Linked DNA regions of Mus musculus: region 2 is linked to region 1. The links are chromatin loops, found by intact Hi-C in ENCODE. Cell type or tissue: gastrocnemius. All regions are shown on one strand.

The links. A loop is a pair of places that touch in the nucleus more often than their neighbours do. Peaks named below come from ENCODE experiments on the same cell type or tissue, not always from the same donor. Only the 100,000 strongest peaks of a DNase experiment are listed, where the experiment ranks them.
Region 2: it touches region 1 in a loop (4-fold over the local background); 9 of 42 quality-filtered maps call a loop at or near these places.

Annotation. Positions count from the first base shown.
Region 1 is chr5:120,938,157-120,946,156 of GRCm38, forward strand. Rph3a (rabphilin 3A) reads right to left here. Exons shown (of 22, transcript NM_011286.3): 20 at 7,232-7,313; 21 at 4,862-4,958; 22 at 2,343-4,142. The coding sequence ends at 4,012. Among named protein-coding and RNA genes, the nearest start is that of Gm32185, 8.1 kb to the right of the region's middle. In gastrocnemius, no CTCF peak of the experiment used is centred here; a DNase peak (open chromatin) is centred at 4,121.
Region 2 is chr5:120,812,334-120,820,333 of GRCm38, forward strand. It overlaps Oas1c (2'-5' oligoadenylate synthetase 1C), which reads right to left and starts at 181. Exons shown (of 7, transcript NM_033541.4): 1 at 101-181. It also overlaps the pseudogene Oas1b. In gastrocnemius, a CTCF peak has its summit at 3,806 (motif pointing left); DNase peaks (open chromatin) are centred at 250 and 3,824; H3K4me3 peaks cover 1,355 bases; H3K27ac peaks cover 1,047 bases.

The DNA.
Region 1 (8,000 bases):
TAAAGTCGACATGGCTTGCTGGAGGTTGGGAGTTCTGTAGACTGGAGACACACTCACCCCTTTTTCCTGGCTTGTGCCTGCCTCTCCTGCTTTCTCCCAGCCACCTGGGGGATGGGGTGTACCCTCCCCAGCTCAGGAGCATCATCTTGGATGGACGCTGTACACCCGAGTCCAAGATTAGGGCAGGCATGTGGGATGACGTTGCTGAAGCCTGTGCCACGGGTCAGGGGTCTTCATGGATAATGTAACTGCAATGCCCCGGGGATGTTCCAAAATCTTAATGTCAGAGACAGAATAAGCACCTGACCAACGTGAGGGAATGATGTCTGTGGGAACAGCGTTTTCTGCCACATTGCCCCATGCAGTCGCTGTCATAACTGAGAGAAAAGAACAATTAGCCTGCTCAGGAGTCCCAGTGTTAATGAAAATGCTCAGCCTGGTAGGCGTGTCCTATGCTTGTAGGCGTGTCCTATGCTGGCCTGGTAGGCGTGTCCTATGTCGGAACCAGGGATCTGCCGCCCCCCTTGGCTGTGTGGCAGTGGCTGCATGGAGCACTGTGCACATAAGGGTTCTGAAGCCTTTGGCAGGCTCCTCAGTGGGTGCTGTATTGATTAGTGATGCCTGCTGCATTGAGAACACTGTACACAGAAGGGTTCTGAAGCCTTTGGCAGACTTCTCAGCTGACGCTGTATCGATTAGTGATGTCTGCTGCGAGTACTGGGAAGAGCAGGGAGTGCCTCAGAGGGCTTGCAGGGCTCACATTTACCCCTGTGGTCACCTGGTGGCAAGTAGCTGAACTTCAGTAAGTGGGCTGACATGAAGGCAGCTGACTTCAGTCACTATGGAGGTGGGAATTGGCCAGCAAAGGGGAAATGGTTTCAACTCTGCACAGGGGGCAGCGAGTTGGGAAGGTGAGGAGAGTACAGGCAGTTGGAAAAGAAATTCTCAGGATTCCCGGGTGACTCCAGGAACTAGAGAAACTGTCCTGGAAGAACTTGGCCTTGGGAGGAACTGACCAGCTCAGCGGGAATAAATTGCTCATGTCTCTCAGGGACTCAATTCAGTGCGGTTGAAATTCTCTTGAGGAGCCAAGGATGGTTATTCACACTGCAACCAATCCCAGCTTTCTAGAGGTGGAGGTGGGGGATCTGAGGGATCGGAAATTCAAAGTCAGCCTAGGCTACATATGCAGTTCCAGGCCATCTTGGACTATAGGAGACCCTGTCAAGAGGAATGGGGGCAGGGGGGAGGTGGTTTCTAGATTTATTTACCTGGCTTTCAGGTCACTGAGAATGTGGAATATGGATTTATCAGTGAAGGCTCCTTCTGAGCTGGGAGGTACTAAAACCCAGGGAGATTATCAGATGCTCTGCTATTATCAGATGATTTTAGTTATCATCACCATGGTAAGTGCTGGGCTGGAAGTCTAAGGCCCAGGTCCCTCCCATTCCTAGCTTCCTTGGTTCTTTATTTCCTCATCTGTTTAATAAATGAATCAACTGCACAATTCCCCATTCAAGTCTAGGTTCTTGTGTGTGTGTGTGTGTGTGTGTGTGTGTGTACATGTTCATACATGTGTGCATGTGTGTAGGTGGTGGTCTAAGGTCAGCAATGGTGTCTTTCTCTATTGCACTCCACTCATTTTTTGAGGTAGGGTCTCTCAGTGAACTGATAGCCCACTGATGGGGTACAAGCCACTGGTCCGTGAGCACCACAGCTCCACCTCCTCCTGTGTCTGCCTCCTGGTACTAGGATTATAGTCCCATACCTCACACCCAGCTTTATTGTGTGTGTCCCTGATGTAGGTACGACACTGTGCTGTGACATGCATGTGGAGGTCAGGGAACCCTCTCCTTGCACATGTAAGTGGGTTCCAAGGATTGAAACCTAATCTCCGGATTTGTGCGACAAGAGCTGTTATTCACTGAGCTGTCTTGCTGGCGCACAACCAGCTCTTCACATAGGTCCTGGGGATCTGAACTCATGTCCTTGTGTTATCAGGCTCTCTGCTGACTGATCTGTCTCCTCAGCTCCCAGGACCTCCCATCACTTGGTCCCACAGTTGTTGATAATTCCTCAAAGATATGGAGGAGGAGATGAACACATGCCTGATATTTGTGGGCTCCCGCAACATAGCTTCTCAGAAGATGGGGGGGGGGTCCCCTGGGTTTCTTGAGCCCATCTGTCTATGCTCAGGATAACATCGGCCAGACAGCACCTCTGTTCGGTTACTTCACTACATCCTGATAAATTGCTTGTGTGGTCCCCAAGCCTCTACATGTCCTGTTTGGAAGGCAGAAGAATCTTCTAGAAACCAGCAAGGAAGAGAAGCAGGCCAGTAGTTTCCTTGGATATTCCTACTTTATTTTTGGCTACATCAGTGCAAAGAAAGGCAGTGGGCATGGTGCATGCACCGGGGGACTTGTGTTCTATGTGGAGGGGTGGGTATGTGTGTCACGGAGGGCATCAGGGCGCTGTGAGCAGGCTGCATTCCGAGTCCAGAGCCAAAACCAGCATCAGGCTTGGGCGACTCAGCCAGCATGCTTTCTCCTAAAGGTGACCATGACAGGGAAGTGGGCAAGTGGGCGGAGCATCAGACCTATAGGGACTAACCAGGGGAGCCATGGAAGTGGGAAGGTTAGCCACCTTGGGGCAGGCAGAGCCTGATTCTAGAAGAGAGTCATTTCAGGGAAACACAAGAGTCCCTCAGGAACAGCACGAGTTACTGAGAGCAGGGTGCATCTCAAGAGATGTTGGAAGGAACAAGCAAGACTGTGAGACTTGGGAATGGGAGGGTTTTAGTCTTGGTCTGCCTGACGCTATAGGGAGTAGTGGGGTTTGTGATGTTGATGGGGCAAAACTATCAAGATGGGAAAAACCAGACTTGCCTCTCATGTGAGGAAGATGGCCTGACTCCAGCCTCAGGTGTACATTCCTCTGGATTTGTCATGGACCAAGAGAGTTCTGACCTAATTAAAGCTCTAAATACGGTTATTTGATCACCACCAGGAATCACGGGGAAGAGAGTGGAAGGTAGACAGAACAGAGGTGGCTCTGAGTGGAAGTTTGGGGAGAGGGTCCTTTGCTCTTTGCAAAGAGTAGAGGAAGGATAGAAGCATGGGGTCCAGGAGCAAGTCCCCTCATACACAGAGCTCCGTGCCACCTGTGCCCATTTGGGGAGCCAGGGATGAGAAAGAGAGATCCTGTTTCTCAGGATATCTATAGTGCTGCCATGCACCCAGGCTGTGCCAGCTGCGGGCCCCAGGCTCAAAGATAGCCAGCCATGCCAATGGGAGATGTGTTAATGTCAGAGATGTGGGGCCCAGCTTCATCCAGCTTGGGAGGTTGCTGGCCAGGCTGGCAAGGGGCACATGGGGAGGCTCTGCCTTGCATCCCCCACTGTGGAGGTGGGAGAAGAGGGGAGGGGAGGGAGGGTGGGTGAGGAGGTACTGATAAGATGAGCAAGGAGCAAGGAGGAAGTTAGTTTTACTAGGAAGCCAATGGACAGCTTCCTGAAAGGGTGGGGGAGGGGCAGGCCCTCTGTGTATTCTCTGTATCTAGTTCCTGGTGTGCCTAGAGAGGATGGGTGTGTGTATCTATCTGTCTCTCTCTCTCTGTCTCTCTGTCTCTGTCTCTGTCTCTCTCTGTCTCTCTCTCTCTCTCTCTCTCCTTTTTTTTTTTCTTCCTGGAGTGCTTTGGATGGACAGAGGCAGCCTCAATGTATAATTTCTGCCCTCCTCCTGGTCCTTACAACCTATGGGTTCACCAGTGCCCAAGGGGACCTGAAGATGCTTAAGGTCAGAGTAAATCTCTTTGTAAATGTCTCCCCACACCCACTACCCAACCTCTGGGGACCAGAGAGGGCTCACATCCAGACCCTGAAGCCCAGAGATTCTTCTTCTGTAGCAGGACCTGAAGTGGGGGAGACATGAAAGGTTCATAGTTGGCAGGGGAGGCTCTGAAAGGGGAGAGCGGCTGGGGCAGAGACAGGGGACACCAGGGCACCAGGTCCTAATCACTGGACACGTGGTTCTCGTTCTGCAGTTGGTGCCAGCGCTCAATCTTCTTGTCTTTGTTCTTCAAACACTCATACCAATGTTTCAAGCGCTCGCCTTTGGCCGAGATCCCCAGCTGGCAGCCTCCTGGGGATGAGCAGAACAGAGAGGGAGGGGCGGGTCAGTGGAAAGGGACACAGTGGCCAATTGCATCTCTAGACCCAAGCGTAGAACTGGGAGGAAAGCCTGCCACCAAGCAGTAACACCCACACCCTGCCCATTCTCTGAGAGGTGTTGCTCTGTGACTGTCGTCAATATCATGATCACCCTCTGAGCCTCTAGAATGGGCTATGGGTCCCTCCTGCAGCACCAAACCAGGACTTCATGGTTACAAAACCTCACCTGCCTTCTACTTCTCTTCATGTGTCTCCACATACTAGGCATTCACTGCTACTTCCCAAAGGATCAGTTTCTTCTTCATCCCCTGCCTGGAGCCTCTCTCCCTGTGCCAAGTTTACAACTTGCTCTCCTTGGGTTTTGGAAGAGCTGGCAGAGTTAAACCCTGCCTCTGGATCTTGGATAGAGATTAAAGGGGGACTCCCTTGTGCCTGCTTCCTGCAGAGGGCACACTCTCTGCTCTCCCGACGCTCAGCTAGTCTGCTGTGGTGTGCACCTGCTTTCAAGTAGAGGCACATCCAAATGGGATCCAAGTCAGGACCCTGAGTCCCAGGTGAGTCCTGAGCCTGCAGAGCTACTAGAGAATGGGGTTGTGTGGCGGTGGCCTTCCCCAGTGCCCCACAAGGTATCCTCTTCTGGGAAGGCCATATGAGGAGGCAGTCCCAGGAGCTGGAAGCTGGAGCACTCACCGATGTAATCATTAGACTTGCCAATGTCGTAGTCCCACACCGAGATATCCAGGGACTTTTTAGCCAGGTCGCTGTGTTTGATATCATAAAAGAACTCCTGTGAACAGCAGAGGGACAGGTAAGCAACAGTCCCCCGAGCTTCCAGTGCTAGCAGCTAGGGATGTAGCCCAAGGAGTCCCTGGAGCAGGGCATTCTGGGGGCAGGCCTGTCTCTCCAACAGAGCTCCTTAGGACATGGAATCTTGGTGACCCATTGGCAGTGGGCTCTGTTTGATACTGGGGTGGTCACTGGGTCAGTAATGGTGCTTGGTCCTCTTGGGGGCTTTCTGAGTGGGAGTATGTCTGTCCCTCAGGGTTAGCATTAGGGATTTACTGTGACCCAGACAAGAAGGGTTTTGTCTGGTTGTGCTTTTGAGACGGGGGTCTCACTTAACCCTGGCTGGCCTGGAGCTCAACTGTGTAGCCCAGGCTAGCCTCAAACTCGGGGATGAGCATCCTGACTCAGCCTCAGTTGCCACTAGGCTTAGCAGTATGATTTTAAAAAAATAGTTTTCCTGTGTGCTTGTAAACTTTTGTCATGTTCATTATTCACACAAACAAGGAAGCCATGACACATTATCTGTAGCCAGACTTGAGAATGGCCATTGTCAGGATTTGGCCACGTGCAATTTATACTGATGTGTGAATTTTTAAGAAAACTAAATCCTAAATTTAAAGCCCTTTCTACTCTGTAACTTATGTTTAAAAAAACAAATCAGCACATTTTCCAAAAATATTTCTTGTCGATGGGATGGTTCACACCTCTAGTCCCAGTACTTGGGAAGCTGAGGCAGTAGGGCCACCACAAGTTCAAGGCTGCCTTCAGTCACAGGGTGAGTTCGAGGACAACCAGGGCTATGGATGGACAGATATATTCTGATGTCACCATCTTAAAAGGCACACTATTTCTGTGTACTTGCATGCTGTGGCTCATCTATAGGGGTCAGAGGACAACCGGTAGGAGTCTCCTAGCAGGTAGGTCTCAGAGAACAAAATCGGGTCATCACACTTGACTGCAATCACCTTTACCCACTGAGCCATCTCACTAGGCCTACAGCATCATTGTCATGGTGACATTTAATGGTGGTTGGGCTCACAGTTGGGTGTGTAGGCTGCCTCTAACTTTCAGTCTTTAACTGACTGATCCAGCGGCATCTAAGGGGTGAGATCACTCTGTCCATCCTTGATCATATATTTAGGACAATTTCCAAGACATGCATTTCTGATGGAGGCATATACGATGATGTCAGGTGGACTAAGCACAAGCTGGCTGCACGTTTCAAAAACTCAGAAGTGCATACTATTATGGATTCAGGGGGAAATCATTACTTCTGAGGCTGGGGGAGGAGGGGGTTTGATTGGATGCTTCTGGTTGTGGCTGTGTTATTTTTGAAACAGTGACTTGGGGTTTCCCTAGATAGCCCGGGATGACCTTGAACTTCTGAACCTCCTGCCTCACTCTCCCAGGTCTCTCCCCACCATGTCTATTTGGATTTCTTATTTGTGGCTTGTCCAGATTCTAAGAGAAAGCAGGGCAGCCTACAGTGTGGGTCTCCTGAGTGAGCGCTTGTATCCTGGTTTTCAAAAACCATCATAAATGAACCGTATCATACACCCCTCCTCACTTACAAAGTGCATTAGAATCCAGCGATTGCTGGCTGGGACAGACTCAGAGCTCAGAGGGAAAGGCCAGAGAGAGAGAGCGCAGGGGTGGGACTCCAGGCTCTGGGTCCAGCTCATCCCTTGTGTGTTTGTTTTGGGTTTGAAATGGAGGCTGTCTGGGTGGGGTTAGCTCAGAACTCAGCTCCTTCACCCTCCTTCTTTAGTCCTTTGCAGATGGGACAGACACCCGCACCCCTCCCGCCAGCCCAGCTTATTAACAGTTAATGGAGAAGCAGTGTTTAGCGTAGAGGGGAAGGGACAAATGATCCTAGGAACATAGGATAACCTTGCCTGTGGAAGTCAAAACGCACGTGTTTTGGGGCATGAATAGGAGTTTGTCAGGGAGAAAAGGAGGCACACAGGTTGGCAAGGCCTCTTAAACAAGGGAAGGACACATTCAGATTCTGCTGTCCTTGAGCTCACAACTCAACATCAGTGTGCCAGGAAAGACACTGGGGGTGACTTAGCTCAGTCTCTGAAAACAGCTTCCTGCACCGTCCTCAAGCTGCGGCTTTGTCTGTGACAGGGAGCTCGTCCCCTTTCCTTTTGGTAGAACTCAAGCTGATCGCTAATGGAAACACTCTTTTGAGACAATTAAGAATATTCTGGAAGGGATACAGTGCTCTCTCACACGCAGGAAGTCTCCACGGGTATGACAGAGTAGCCTTACCTCGTTAAACTCGGGATTCAGGGTCTTCTTTTTAATCTGAGTCTTGTGCTTGGCTTTCTTCCCCATGTCCGGTTTCAGCCAGCTGGGAGGAGACACCAGTAAATCAGAAAGTGACCCAACACTGGTTCCACCTTGGATGGTGGGGGGGCCCTTCTCTGAGCTTATTATGTCTTTCTGCTGCTCAAAGCTATCCATCGGCTTCCTGTGACCTCAGGGGAGAGTTTAGAACCCTCCCATGGCCCCGGTGTCCATGTGGTTGGGTCCCAGCTCCATCCCAGCTCTCTCTCCCATCATGCCCTTCAGGACCTCTTCCTCATCCTCCTCTCTACCCCAGGGCCTTTGCCACTGTTTCCTCTAACCAGGAAGCTCTTTCTCAGAATGCTGCATACAGTAGGTGCCCAGCCAGTATCTTCTGGGTGGAAACAAGTACTCCGTGGAAGAGGGTTTGGCACACACTAATGATCAGAACGGCAGAGGAACATTCCACCAACTGAGTCCACTGATGTTATATTTTCCAGGCGAGTGAGCGAAAAGGGCTTGAAACCCTCTTGGGGTGGTCACACCTGACTGCTTGTCACCAGCAGAGCAGCTTTGATGAGTTGGCTGGAATAACCCCGGGTTTGGGGTCTTTTGAGTGTTTCTATAATGAATTTGGATGAAGTCCAATTGCTTCTTTGATAGCGGAGATCTGAGCTACTGGGGGCGCCTGTGGCTGACTCCTGAGCTGTAAGTGGAATCACCATGCCAATCACTCTAGGAAGGGACAGTT
Region 2 (8,000 bases), 130 kb before region 1:
CAGGAGATGGAAGCCGAGCTCAGGAGCCACCAGCCACCTTCTGTGGTTTCCTGATTCCGTTTCCCTTCTTCTACGTGCACAGATTGTTCCTAAAACGTACCGTGTAACAGCCTTTTTTCCAGAAGAAATCCCGAGAAAGCCAGGTCAGTTTCCTTACACATTCTTCCCTGGGCCGGATCTTAAGAAAGCTCAGGCTTGGATGGGGAGGTACCTGTTCAGAAGCCCTAACGCCATTGGCTGCTCGGGCCTGGATGATTTGCATATCCGCGCCCTTCCCGGGAAATGGAAACTGAAAGTCCCATTTCTGCTTCAGCCAGCCTAGGAGACACAGGACCTGCTGGCTGCAGAGGTAAAAGCTGGACCTAGGATGGAGCAGGATCTGAGGAGCATCCCGGCCTCGAAGCTTGATAAGTTCATAGAGAACCATCTCCCGGACACCAGCTTCTGTGCTGACCTCAGAGAAGTCATAGATGCCCTGTGTGCTCTCCTGAAGGACAGATCCTTCCGGGGCCCCGTCCGCCGAATGAGGGCCTCTAAAGGGGTCAAGGTGAGCCTTCCTCAGCCTGAGCTGGCCGAGATGAGGTGGGACAGGACTTTCAGAAGCCAGGCTGCAACCCTGATCCCTCCTCTTAATTCTGATCACAGCTGGCGATGGGTTCTTCCCCCCAAGTCCCACATCTGTATTGGAGAAGGAGCCTCAGCTACAGTTTATGTTCCCCACTCCCAGGCCATGTCCATTTCAGAGTCGGGGAAACTGAGGCCCAGAATGGCAAAGCAGTTTTCTGGAAAGTGGAGGGGCAGGTGGTGGGGCAGTGGTAATACAACCTTTGCACTGCTGTGTGACTTAGGGTAACTTAACTACCTTCTCCATGTCCAGTGTTCCACGCCCCAGGAATGATAAGGTCACATAGACTAAGTCAAATGTGACACGGAGGACAGACCAGGACTCGCCTGCTATGTGACTGGATTGATGGACCCTCTCTGGACTCGGTTCCCGGGCTGTCTGTCAAATCACATTTCATGACACTGGTACTTAACTCTCAGACTCTGTGAAGGGTGCAGAAATGAAGTTGTTTTCTTGTTTTCAGTTGACTGTATTTCTACATTTTTAGTTGTGAGTGGGGCTCTGTATGTGTTAGTGCAGGTTTGGTCAGAATTGAAAAGGGGGTGTCAGATCCCTTAGAGCTGCAGTTACATAGGTGGCTCTGAGCTGGCCTGCTTGGGTGCTGGGAACTAAACTGAGGTCATCAGCAGGAACAGCAGGCAGTTTTAGCTACTGACCCACCTCTCCATCCGGAGATGTGACAATTTGTAATGCCCTCTCTCAACAGTAGCTGATGCTCATGTGTGTTAGTGATGATTCTAAGCATTTTATTTAGGGAGGCTTTGTTCAGCATGAATTCTTCTTTTTATGATATTTGTTTTACAGACTTGGATCACCTTTATTGTTTTTTTCAGTTTCTCTATGATGTTATATGTTATTCTATATCACACAAGGCCATCTTCTCTTTAATGATGTCACTTGCGCATATTTCCTCCCAGCTAACAATGCCAACCATGGGACTATGGCTACATTCTCATATATCTGTATTAATTTAGTCATAGTCTCCTTCCAATCTCTACTATCCTTTACCTCCCACCAGACCCTCCCCAGAGATTCACTCTCTGATGGTATGTCACATGTGTGCAGCTAATGTGGGCACTGCATGAGTGCTACTGTACCCTTCCCAAACTCTTCTGTGCTTGTTTCATTTAGACCTCTCCCCCACTCCCATACACAGCCCCCCCCCCCACACACACACTTGAACACACAGAGACTCCACAGATGAACATGGATATTTTCCCTTCACGGTGTGGTTTATCTTCTGTATCAAGAGGAGATCCAGCACCCTCTATTTTCCTACATAGATTCTGATGTCACTCTTCAGGGCTGACTAATATTCTCCTGCACATCTAGCAGCTTGCTCCATCCATCCAACCATCCATCCATCCATCCATCCATCTATCACCTTGGTGATGGACTCCAGTTCAGCATCTGGACCTCCCAGCATGGCTCTCCCTGTCCTTTGTCATTCTCTTTCTTGTCTTTCAGGGCAAAGGCACCGCGCTCAAGGGCAGGTCAGACGCTGACCTGGTGGTGTTCCTTAACAATCTCACCAGCTTTGAGGATCAGTTAAACCAACAGGGAGTGTTGATTAAGGAAATTAAGAAACAGCTGTGCGAGGTTCAGCATGAGAGACGTTGTGGAGTGAAGTTTGAGGTCCACAGTTTAAGGAGTCCCAACTCCCGGGCTCTGAGCTTCAAGCTGAGCGCCCCCGACCTGCTGAAGGAGGTGAAGTTTGATGTGCTGCCAGCCTATGATTTACTGGGTAAGGCAGCCTGCCAGAGAGCCTCAGCTCACCCTTCTGCATGCCTTCATCCTCCCTTCTAGTTCCACCTCTGTGTGTGTGCACATGTGTGTTGCGTAGGTGTTCTCTTGTGTGTGGGTGTGATCCGGAACCATGGCTAACTCATCTCAAGAGTCATCCATCTTTTTTGAGACCTTGTCTCTCCCTGGTTCAGAATTCACACTTGAGCCTGACTGGCTGGGAAGAGCCCCAGGGACCCTCAGAGTCTCCCCCTTCTCAGTTCTGAGATTACAATCCTACACCACCAACACTGGCTTTTTCTCTGAGTTCTGGGATTCCGACGGGGGTCCTCATGCTTGCGAGCCAAGCACGTTACAGACTGAGCTATCTCCCCAGCCCACACCTTCCATCCCTGAACTGAAAACCATTATCATTTGAGAAATTCAACTAAAGAGAATGTCTCTTTAAAGCTGCGCTGGGGAGGAGGGATTTTGGAAATTTGGTAGCGGGGAGACAGAATCCATCCCACAGGGACATTGAGCAGCCTGCTGGCTCACTTAGGGGAGGGAGTCAAACTAGATGCTCCCTCAGCATACCAGTCCTACTCACGGCTAGCTGTGGGTTTTGTCTTCTTAAACATGAGACAGTGTAGACTTCACTGAAAATAACAAACTCGCGAATCTTCTCCCTCAGAGCTGTTCAGAGACCTGGGGTGTCTGCAGGAGAGTTTGCACAGGACGCAGATCTCATCGGAGCTCTGGCCCCTCAGTAAAACTGCAGATGCAGCCACCCAACTCACACATGCACACACATTTTATAACATTACACATTAAAAGATCTTATCTTTTGACAAAAATCTCAATTATTCAATTTTACCAATGAAGACTTGCAAAGCCAGATACTGTGGTAAAATCCTGCTAGCTCAGGGAGGCAGAGAAAGCACCTAGCTGACCTTCCTCCTGAGCCAGAATGTTCCAGAATGCATCCCCTTCTCATGCTATCTCATAACCTCTTTCAAATGGAATGTCCCTCCCCTCTACTTCCTGTGGGTCTCTCTATCCCTCCTTCTGACTCCCTCTTACTCTCTGTGGTTCCTTCTTAGTAATCCCATGTTCGCTTCTGGTCAGCTGGTTGCTTGCTCTGCCTCTTGATCTATGATTGGCTTTATTTAATCCTGTTTACAATATTCAAGCAGAAAGCTCCTGGATTAAGGGTGTGTGCTAAGGCTGAGCCACCACACCTAAAACCAGGTTTTTCCAATAAACAACTCAATCTCAGGGTTCACAGTGTGATCAAATATCCTGCAACAATCTTTTACCAGGCCTGATACAGCATGCGTCGCCAAAATTACAGATTGTCCAACTCAGGAAACACTCCTGAGAGCACAGTGGGATCTTGGGGGAGCTTAGAGAATACTTGAGGCTTTACATTTGGGGGAAGCACAGCACCCCCTGTTGGCCACTGTGTGAACTTCTGCTGTTAACTTAGTGACAAGGCCACTAGCCCTTGGCTTAGGAGAGCCGTGGAAACAGTCCAGAGTCTCAGGCAGCAGGGACTGAGAGGGCCAGCCTGGGAGTAGGACCAGGGCAGCCTGCTGTGGGAAGCTGCAAGAGGCTTAGAACCTTGTTCAGTGGAGGGGGATCAGAGTGGGTGACCAGAAATGATCTGTGACAGCAGGTCCCACAGAAGCCTGTCTGGGTCATGGATTTCCTCAGCCTCAGCAGCTTTCCAGTGGTGAGGGGCTCTACCACAGAAGGACTGCCTGTGGGCAACAGCCAAAGAGAGGATCATAGCCACAGCCCTATAGAAGATGACATAAGCAATGAGCCCTATTGTAACTAGACCCTGACACTAATCTAGACTAGCCCATAACCTCCATGGTCACTGAGTGACAGGCTTGTCGAAGCTCCATCCGTGAGTGACTTTGCCCTGTGTCAGCATCACAGTCTGATGGTGTGGTCTGCTGCATGGCACACATGTGCACACACCTAAGGCACAGCCTGCCTAGACTACTCAAATGTGCACACACACCTATACACACATCTATTCCATAGTCTGCTGCTCTTCTACTCTATAAGTGCACAGGACACACACACACAAACACACACACACCCTAACACTGCCATATCTTGTTCCATCTGGACAAACAAAACCACATGATATTAACTTATCACTACAAGAAATCACCCACCGAAAACACACAGTGGCTGGGGAGACAGCTCAGTGGATAAGGGCGATTGCTGCTCAAGCATGAGTACCTGAGTTCAAATCCCCAATATCCACCTAAACTTAGGAAGTGCCACACATTGACCTGGATACCTGGTCACTATGGGGGCAAAAGACAGGAGATTCTGTAAGACCTGCAGGATTCCAGCCAAGCTCCACATTTACAGACAGACTCTGACGCAAAGAAACATACTGACAAACTATAAAGAAGAGACACCTTAGGTCCTCTCCTGTCTCTGAACATATCAGGAACACTCGCCATGCATACACAATATAGAGCAGAGACTCTGTCAGTGTGAGACGTGATATGTGAATGCAGCCGACTGCTCCACAGTGAACTTTGACACATACATGAGTGCACAACTTTGACAAGAACTATGCAGAAGATACTGGAACCAGACGTGGTTGGCCATTATCTGATGATCACGTGTGTGTGACCACAGTGTGCTGGTTCCTCCCACCTCTGTCTCCAGGCCTGCAAGAAAGACCCTCACTAGAGCAAACTGGGAGCAGGGACTTTGTAGTGCACAGCATGTGTGCAGTCCTAAGGAGTGGTGGGGCAGATGGGTATATGCGGAGCGATGCCTGCTGGGGAAAAACGCTGCCTGTTCGCTGAACCCCATAGGCTGTGATTCTGGACCTGGGGAGACTGAGGAACCTCAGAGAGGGGCTGAGCTGTTCCACTGAATGAAATCTTGTTTACAGATCATCTTAACATCCTCAAGAAGCCTAACCAACAATTCTACGCCAATCTCATCAGTGGGCGTACCCCGCCGGGGAAGGAGGGCAAGTTATCGATCTGCTTTATGGGGCTTCAGAAGTACTTCCTGAACTGTCGCCCAACCAAGCTGAAGCGCCTCATCCGCCTGGTCACGCACTGGTACCAACTGGTAAGGCATTGGCCTGGTCACTGTGCGCTTCATCTGTACAGAGTGTAGACACGGGGCAGAGAAAATGTGTACTCTAGTTCGGCGTCTATTGAGGTAATAACTCTATCACATGACCAAAACGCTCCTGGGAAGGAAGGATATTCTTATGTTTACACATCTAAGGCACACTCCATCATTGAGGGAAGTCAGAGGAATAACTGAAGCAGAGGCCATGGAGGAATTCTGCTCACCGTTTGCTGTCCATGACGCACTCAGCGGCCATTTCTACACAGCCCAAGGCCACATTCCACTCATGGCCCCAACCACAGTGGTCTGGTCCCACCAACATCAATCAGTGATTAGTAACATGCCCATAAACTACCCAAGCCAGTCAGATGGATCTGCATTTTACTGAGCAAGATGGACTCCTACCAGAGGAGGCTAGCTGGTGTTTAGTGGACAAAAAGTAAGCAGCACAATTGACCCCTTTTCAACATGGCACACAAACAAACCACGGTTGAACCATAACCTTTCCCTTCTTGCTTGTCCCTAAGATCTCATGTCGCTATCACACCATAAAACACAACTTAGGTTTAAAGTCCCCAAATTAAAAATCAAACCTAAAGAAACTCCCAACACATAAAAAGACTAGTCTCTCAATGCTGGCCTCATATAAAATTAAAACACAAGTTAAATACTTTCTTACTGCAAGAGGGAAGAACCAAGTCACTGTCACAATCTAATTAAAACACAACCAAAATTCAACAGAGCAAAAGGCTCAGTATCTGATATCTGGGACTCATAGTTCTCTGAGCTTCTCCGGCTCTGCCATCCACGGCACACACAGCAGGTCTCAGGCTCAGGCCAGCTTTGTTCTCACAGTGCTCTGTTCCTGACAGTCATCTCCTGCTCAGGGCAAGGCCAGTATCTTGGGGTTTCCACTGCCATTGAGGCTGCACTTTCACTAATGGCTTCTCCTGGCCTCTCGCAGTGCCAGGCCTCAGCTGCTCTCCAAGGCCCCTTCAGTCCAGCAGTTCTCATGGGACTTGAAATCTGGGAGACATCTCTGCAGTTCCAGGTGTGATTGACACTTGGAGATGCAGACTTGGGACCCCTGGACTACAGCTGATAGAGTCCATGGTCTGCCAAAGAATGATGTCCTGCACTCAAATTGTATGCAAAAGCAAAGAGCGTTTTTATTCTGTGGGATTCCAGCATGCTGGGATCTATCATTAACCAAGATGGAGATGCCCAGATGAGATCACAGGCTCAATTTAAAGCACATTAGTGGAATTCCATGGAAGAGTAGGTGACCTTTTTCTTGATTGGTTGGCTCTATTCTAGGGACATTCCTGAATCATTGCTGGGGGGGCTAGAAACTGTCACTTGGGGAAGCCTGGAAACTGTTGCTGACTCTGTTCTTTCCCTAGGCCAGGTGGCAGGGAAGCTTCTGATGGCTGGGCAGTTTCTGATTGGATGCTCTAGGCCTGGGGTTTTTCCAATAAATGACTTGCCTAGACTTGTACAGTTCTGAGAAACACAAATTCAGGCCTAGTCTCCTGATATGCCAGTTTGAAGCCCATTATGGAATCACCCTGGCTCAGTCCACTTACACCTACTCTTGCTGACTATGAAGAAACTCTTTCCAAAAGATTTGCACCCCCCCACACACACCCATGGTGCAGGTTTCTTCTTTATCAGAGCAGATTTTCAGCCCCAACTGAAGAGAAATTACTGACTCTTAATGTAAACACAGCACACAAACAGCCCAGATGGGGTTTTGCTTTTCTCTGAAACTTCACTCCAGCCTCTGTCACCTACCTGCCTCTCAGCACTCCTGTCTTCCAAGTTCCCACAAACAGCCTGGTAGGCTCTTTGCTCTCAACAGCTCTCCCACCCAAAGTTCCATAATCCTTTCTCAATCCTCCCAAAGAGCAACATGGCTGGTCAGTCACAGCAGCGCCCCTCCTCCCTAGGACCAGTTTCTGTCCTAGTTTGCTCTGACTGCTGTGGTAAAGATGCTGCTGCAAAGTAAATTGAGGTGGAAATGGATTGTCTGGCTCACGTTCCTGCATCACACTCCATCACTGAGGGAAGCAGAGGCAGGAACTGAAGCTGAGGCCATGGAGGAACTCTGCTAGCTGCCGGAGACCCTTAGGCGATCAGTCTGATTTTTACAAACAACTCAGGAACACCTGCCCAGGACAGGCAATGCCCACAATGGGCGGGGCCCTTCTACACTGATCAAGGAAATGCCCCACAGGCTTGACTCCAGGCCAGGCTGATGGAGGCATTTTCTCAGTTGTGGGTCCATCTTCTCCAGATGATTCTGTGTCACTTTGGCAAAAAGAATCAAAATTAGCAAAAGCAGTGAGAAAAAACAATGTAAAAAAAAAAGTGGGTGGAAGGGAATCAGAGGGGAGGGGAGAAGCAGGGGTGAGTGGAGATGGGGGGGAGATGATGCTGTAGGAGGGGCAAGGAGTGGGGTGGGGGATCTGAGAGGAGGGAGGATTTTCTTTGCCTGTTCTAGGTGATTTCTTCTAGTCTACTTTCCAAT